Linked DNA regions of Homo sapiens: region 2 is linked to region 1. Evidence: chromatin contacts called from ENCODE Hi-C or POLR2A ChIA-PET data. All regions are on one chromosome and are shown on one strand. The core of a region is the stretch at or near the end of the contact, and the rest is flanking DNA. Distances in the headings are between cores, read along the strand shown. Region 1 holds the start of MYOCD (myocardin). Region 2 overlaps ARHGAP44 (Rho GTPase activating protein 44).

Region 1 (3,409 bases), core at 361-2,860:
CGATTTTCCCCTAGAGCCTCCAGAAACTAACGCAGCCCCGCTGACACCTTGATTTTGACCCCCTGAGACCCACTTTGGACTTCTGCCCTCCATAACAGCAAGATAATTAATGTGTGCTGTTTTAAGCCACTACATTCGTGGTAATTTGTTATAGCAGGAATGGGAAAATGATGTTACGTAATCGCTGAGATGCTCCTGCACACGAAATCAGCCTATAGACAGGCGCCCAGGCCAGGACTAGATCCCCAAAGGGAACATGGATGGATTGTTCTTCCTCGTCTCTGACACATCAGCAAGAAGGTGTCTATCCCTGAAGACCTTATTTACAAAATCGCCCCGCTCAGATCCAGAGAGTAAGCTCTAGGGCTAACCCCTCTAATGTGTTTTCAGCAACAGGGGATGGGGCAGAGGCCGGGACCAGGACATTAGAGGTTGTCCCCATGAGCTATTGTCACCTCGGGTCTCCATCTGTCACCGACTGATCTTTTAAGGACTCGTAGTATGCAGGCAGGCTTGTGTGTAATAGACGACACCCGGGGTCCACGTGCATATGAAGTTGCAAATAAGCCCTAATTATATACGTATACAGAGTGGTTTTTATGTTCTGAGCCACCAACTATTTAACGGGCTTCTTGAGAGATGGGTCTTTGTTTTATTTCATTGATCCATGTGCCTATAACACCTCGGCCAGATGCACAAATAACTCTGGGTCGGTTACGGAATGGATTTTCCCCTAAGGAGAGACTCATTCGCAGGCAAAGTTTTTGAGCCTTCCCAAGCTAAGCCCAGCCCGAGCTCTGACTTGCCCCCTGCTCCAGAGCCCCTCCCTATTTAGAGCCCAGTAGGTTTTTCACTCCAACTCAGGTATCTTTTCCCATTCCCTCGGGGTTGTGAGGTGGGAGCGTTGTGTCGCAGCTGGATCTCCAGATGCGCCGTGTCACATTTGTCCCCCCAAAAAGCATATCCTAGAAAATGAAAGCCTTTCCATTTCCCCGTGGAAATGCATCTAAGTCCAGTATTGGAGCTGCGAGATACAGAATCGTCTCTGCCAGTGCCCTGAGCCCCTCAAACCGAGGGGAATGCGTGGGCTTCGGTCCGTCGGAAGCTTTTCTTCTCAGGGGTCCAGCTTATTTCCAAATTGCCCCGCGTGAACTGTCCCGCGGGCGCGCACGCCCTTTCGCGCAGCCTTTGCAGCCGGCTGGCGGGAGATCCCGGCCGCTTCCCTTTCGCCGGCAGAAGCCCGGCCGGGGAAGCCCCGGCTGCGCACGCCCATCCCCAGGACCTCGGAGCTCCCAGCGGCTGCCGCAGCCCCGCGAACCACCTGCAAGCCCCGCGGCGTCGCAGCCCTTCCTTCTTTCCTCCGGGCATCCGCTCTTTAGCTCGCGCCCCTCTCCCAGATTCCCGACCCCTGGCCCTGCTCCCGCCCTCTGTGCCTCGGCGGCTGCGGGGCCCGCCGCAAAGAGTTAAGAGCCGGTTCCCGAGACGGCTTCGGCGGCTCCGGGTCCCCAGACCCCGCTCGCCGCTCCTGATTGGCTGAGCGCCTGTCAGTAGTAAAGGGTATCAGATGGCAAAGTTGGGACCTTCATAAAGGCGTGGTGGCGATTCTCCGCAATCGCCGGCAGCCTATGACATCAGACAGGAACGCCTGGGATGCCGCGCTGCTCCTGGCCAACCTCCGAGGAGGAGGAGGGTCCCGCCGGCTAAGAGTTAATTAGCCCCGCACGGCGAGGGGGGAGGCGCCAGTTTTCTGGGGACACTGGCTGCCACTGTACTCCTACCCAGGGGAGCTCACGGAGAGTTGGATGAATTCTGGGTTGTTAGCTGCGGTCAGCTGGGCTCCCGGGAGCCTGTTGCTGGTGGAGAACAGGGGGCGCCTGGCCAAGGGACCAGCGGCTTGCTGAGACTCAACATGACACTCCTGGGGTCTGAGCATTCCTTGCTGATTAGGAGCAAGTTCAGATCAGGTAGGGCTAAGGCATTTAGCATTCCTTCTTAAACTTTCCTCTTCTGCAATTCTCAACTCTAGAACTGCTTTCCAATAAATGTTTCAAAGCCTGCCAGGTCTACCTCAACTTTGTTCCCCAAAAGCACATTGTGGAAGCGAAGAGTTTTGTTTGACTTTGGGGGCCTTTCGTGTCTTCCGTTGTAAGTGCTTTGGGTGGTCGAGTGTGGTTGTTCATCTGTGAAAAGGCCAATCCTTTTATTTTATTTTCTCTGCATCTATGAATAGAAATTTTGGAGGGGTACATTCAGAGGGAGCAACTTTGGAAATGAACAAATAAGGGATTTCAAGTTTGGAAGCTGCGTAGTATCGGTTATAATCGCTGAGAAGATGAACCTGATGTTGTGTGTTAGGTACAGGGGTCACTTAAAATGTAGCTAATCCAAACAAATGTATTTCCCAAAAAAAGTCACTTGGGGGAAGTAAAAATAGCAAATTTGGAGCACACCAAGTATTTAAAATGACATCACTGTAGAAAAAAAAAGAAAGCCCAGTGCCACAAATATTTTTTCCCAAACCATCTGATATTTATAAATAGAGAATTTCCCCCAAAATTTCTGTGTTAGTGGCACATGGAGAAACTTCTCAAAGGACGCTGAGTGGAGGTGAGTGGAAGGGAGAGACGGGAGCTCTAACCGCTTCTCCAGAAGGGCTTGTACACGCGCCCATGGAAGGTGTCTGTGTGGGTCTCCACGTTTAGACAAAGCAACACTTGACTTCTGAAGTTATTTTTCAGTAGCTCTGTGTATAATGTTGGTTTTAGAAAACTGGTTAACAACACACTCAACAATGTAGGACTTCTACTTAGATTGATGACTTTTAGGAGAACTCTGATGTGAACATTAGACATAACAGGTGTCAGAAAGATGCTGGCATAGGTTGCTAAGCTAAAGTTTCCTTAGCCCTTCTACATGGGGCCAACTCAGTTGTTTCACTTGGGATGGATGGTTCAAAAAGGAAAAATGTAGATGCTGGGAGGTAAGGTTCATCTGTGACTTTCTTAGATGCCCTTGGTTTTTAGATGCCTGTGGAGTCAACTGGAGATTTTCTTAGGATCTTCATTGTTGATGCAAGTTGAAAACTCAAGAGCTTAGGCGGTCACAAGTCTCACTGCCCCTGAAGCTCTGGGATGAGTCCGCCAGCCACTGGGGTCGGCAGTGGATTAAGTCCTTCCTTTCCTTTCCATGGTGAGGTGAGGCGGTTGATCTGTTAACCAGCTAGAGACCTCACCACTGCGTTGTATTCGGTCAAAACTGTAAGGCAACACTGCCACCTTTCTGAAGAAGAGAGGATGTAGATTTGTTTTCTATGAGGCTGCATTCATTTCAAATGCTTCCTTGCCAGTTTAAATGTGGAGGGTCTGGGGGTGCTGGTTTGTCTCTAAAAGGATCTGGTGATGTACTTGAT
Region 2 (2,972 bases), core at 141-2,640, 320 kb after region 1:
GCAGGATAGAAATTTGAGCCCACGTTGGTAGGATTCTGAAGGGCATGTCCTTCTGTCCACACTGCAGACTGACACACCCAGAGAATACATGAGGTGTCCTCCTAACAGACCTTGTTCCTTGGAGGGAGTGGGGGTGGGGTGGGGAGAAGGAAGAGCTTCTGACCTCTCCCTTAGGACTTACAAGATAATTCCTTCTAGAATCAGACCCACACACATGGCTGGGCACCGTGGCTCACGCCTGTAATCCAAGCACTTTGGAAGGCCAAGGCAGGTGGATCATGAAGTCAGGAGATCGAGACCATCCTGGCTAACACAGTGAAACCCCATCTCTACCAAAAATACAAAAAATTAGCTGGGCATGGTGGCAGGCGCCTGTAGTCCCAGCTACTTGGGAGGCTGAGGCAGGAGAATGGCATGAACCCGGGAGGCGGAGTTTGCAGAGAGCCGAGATCGCGCCACTGCACTCCAGCCTGGGTGACAGAGCGAGACTCCATCTTAAAAAAAAAAAAAAAAAAAAAAGGAATCAGACCCACACACAGCCAGTCCTCACTTAAGCCTAACAGGTTAGTGATCACTCTCTCAAGATATTTGCCCATCAAGTATCTCCTGGACGTTTGAATTTATTGTCTTTACCAATTCATTTTCAATTAAAGGTATAATGGATTTGTCATCCTATAGGGAGATTGGGAAAAGGATAATGAAGGTAAGGCAAAGGAGGTCAGGGCAATAATGTACTTTGAAAAATGCGGTTGATTGGCCGGGCGTGGTGGCTTACGCCTGTAATCCCAGCACTTTGGGAGGCCGAGGCGGGCGGATCACCTGAGGTTGGGAGTTCAAGACCAGCCTGACCAACATGGAGAAACCCTGTGTCTACTAAAAACACAAAATTAGCCAGGCGTGGTGGTGGGCGCCTGTAATCCCAGCTACTCAGGAGGCTGAGGCAGGAGAATTGCTTGAACCTGGGAGGCGGAGGTTGTGGTGAGCGGCGATCGCGCCATTGCACTCCAGCCTGGGCGACAAAAGCAAAGCTCCGTCTCCAAAAGAAAAAAAAACAACAAAAAAACCCCAGAAAAACAACGAAAAATGCAGTCGATCCATACATGCTTAGACCAGCGGGTACAATTCTAGGAAGAAACAAGAATGAGAAGAAAGCCTCAGCAGCAGGGATGCAGGATTGAGGCACAGCATATAAAGTAATGAAGGAACAGGGGTTCTGTGGCCGGAGGATTTGCTCACATATCACTGTTAGGGGAGCCAGAAGCCACTGGACAGGTTCAGCCAAAAGTCAGTTTTCTATCCCGAGGACCTGCCCCTGTGTCAGGGCTCCTCTGTCCATTACAGCAAATTGAACTGGAGTCATCCTCTGCTGGACCCTGCCCCACTGACTCACTCTTGCTCAGAGAGTAGCAGCGATGCCTCTCACCACTGGGAAGGCAGCCCACTCCTGTGGATGGGAAATTTGTTCTCTAGTTTGGCTGGGTGTGCGTGTGTAGATCAGGGCAGAAATCCAGAAAAGAGGAGGAAAAATTAGTTAACAGATGGGAAGATAGGAAAACTTGCAGTTCTCGGTTAATTTTTAAAAATTGTATTGGCTGCTGTCAATGTGGCAAGAGGCCGGGGGGCAGGGCAGGGAGGTGTGGGTGGGTGGCGAGGGGCAGGAGGTGGGGACAGCTTTGAACGCTGAAGGGTGTGTGAACAGGCCCCACAAGTGGCTTCATTCAACAACTTTGTGTTTTGTTGTTGTGTTGTGTTTTCTCTTTCAGTTTCAAAGAAGCTGGCACCGATTCCACCCAAGGTCCCCTTTGGCCAGCCGGGGGCTATGGCAGACCAGTCCGCTGGCCAGCCGTCCCCAGTCAGCCTGTCCCCCACCCCGCCCAGCACCCCGTCACCCTATGGACTGAGCTACCCTCAGGGGTACTCCTTGGCCTCGGGCCAGCTCTCCCCAGCTGCAGCTCCTCCCCTGGCCTCTCCTTCTGTCTTTACAAGCACTTTGAGCAAATCGCGGCCCACTCCTAAGCCGCGACAGAGACCTACTCTGCCGCCTCCTCAGCCTCCCACAGTAAACCTCTCGGCCTCTAGTCCACAGTCCACGGAGGCCCCCATGCTAGATGGCATGTCCCCTGGGGAAAGCATGTCTACAGGTAACCAAGCCACAGGCTCCCTCACTTTTTTTTATGAACTTTAGTGAAATGTGCCTAGGGGAGGGATTGCTAGTGTTACTGCCAGTGAACACATTCCTGCGTGCTTTGGGATGACTGGGCTGGCACCAGGGGTAGCTCATAAGATCTCCTTAGAAGCCCACCAATGGAAAGCAACCCTGGAATCCATGTGTCCCACACAGGGGCTTCTTATGGGATCTCTCTCGGTCTAAGCCCACCAGCCTGGGGTTCTGTTTTTGCTCTTATTATCGGGGGTTGAAGACACTGAGTCATTTGGAGTGGGGCCTCAGGAGAGGCTGGAAGCTGGTTATGATCACAAAACAGCATCAAAACTCAGGTATTTCCTGGATAGAGCCCAAGCAACTGACAGGTATAAATGCTTATCTGGAGAACAGGGGCTAAGAACCCAAGATGTTTTTTACTATTACTAAAATAAGCCTTGCTAGAAAAATATACTTCCAGATAGATATTTAGAGAGGGGTGAATTTCAGAAAACATGCATGTCTCCATTCTCCTCCACCAGACTCCCCTCCCTGGCCAATTCCCTGAGGAGCTAATTGGACAAACCCACAACGACTTAATTTAGTTTGGGCTTAAATTTAGAAACAAAGACGGAGCTCTCTTCCCCCAGAAAAATCTGTAAGCACAAAATCGCAAACACACACCACGTTTAGCCAAAACCATTCATTGGCTGGAAGGAACGGGATGTTTTTGGAACATCTCCCCAGACACTTCAACCACATAAGATTATAAAGTCAGGGGCCTATTTGTGGTGGCTGCTAAAGTCATTTGAGCATTTTCCTTGTTCAGGGA

The links. A loop is a pair of places that touch in the nucleus more often than their neighbours do. ChIA-PET counts read pairs that join two places held with the same protein, here RNA polymerase II (POLR2A). Pooled maps may share reads with other maps.
Region 2: a loop to region 1 is called in a map of heart left ventricle, with 3 times the contacts of the local background. The contact joins the enhancer-like site here to the promoter of MYOCD in region 1. A Hi-C loop is called at or near these places in 4 of 168 maps with a recorded cell type or tissue (Right ventricle myocardium inferior, Right ventricle myocardium superior, cardiac septum and 1 more) and 5 of 50 pooled maps. POLR2A ChIA-PET finds 5 or more read pairs at or near these places in 2 of 52 experiments (GM10248 and activated T-cell).

The regions. Positions count from the first base shown.
Region 1 is chr17:12,664,280-12,667,688 of GRCh38, forward strand. MYOCD (myocardin) reads left to right here and starts at 1,611. Exons shown (of 14, transcript NM_001146312.3): 1 at 1,611-1,964. The coding sequence starts at 1,910.
Region 2 is chr17:12,982,768-12,985,739 of GRCh38, forward strand. It overlaps ARHGAP44 (Rho GTPase activating protein 44), which reads left to right. Exons shown (of 21, transcript NM_014859.6): 20 at 1,764-2,141. Among named protein-coding and RNA genes, the nearest start is that of ELAC2, 34 kb to the right of the region's middle. Within about 2 kb of position 1,391, at least 15 of the 41 ENCODE cell types and tissues checked have a DNase peak (open chromatin) inside an H3K27ac peak, as active enhancers do; they include heart left ventricle, where a contact is called at or near this core.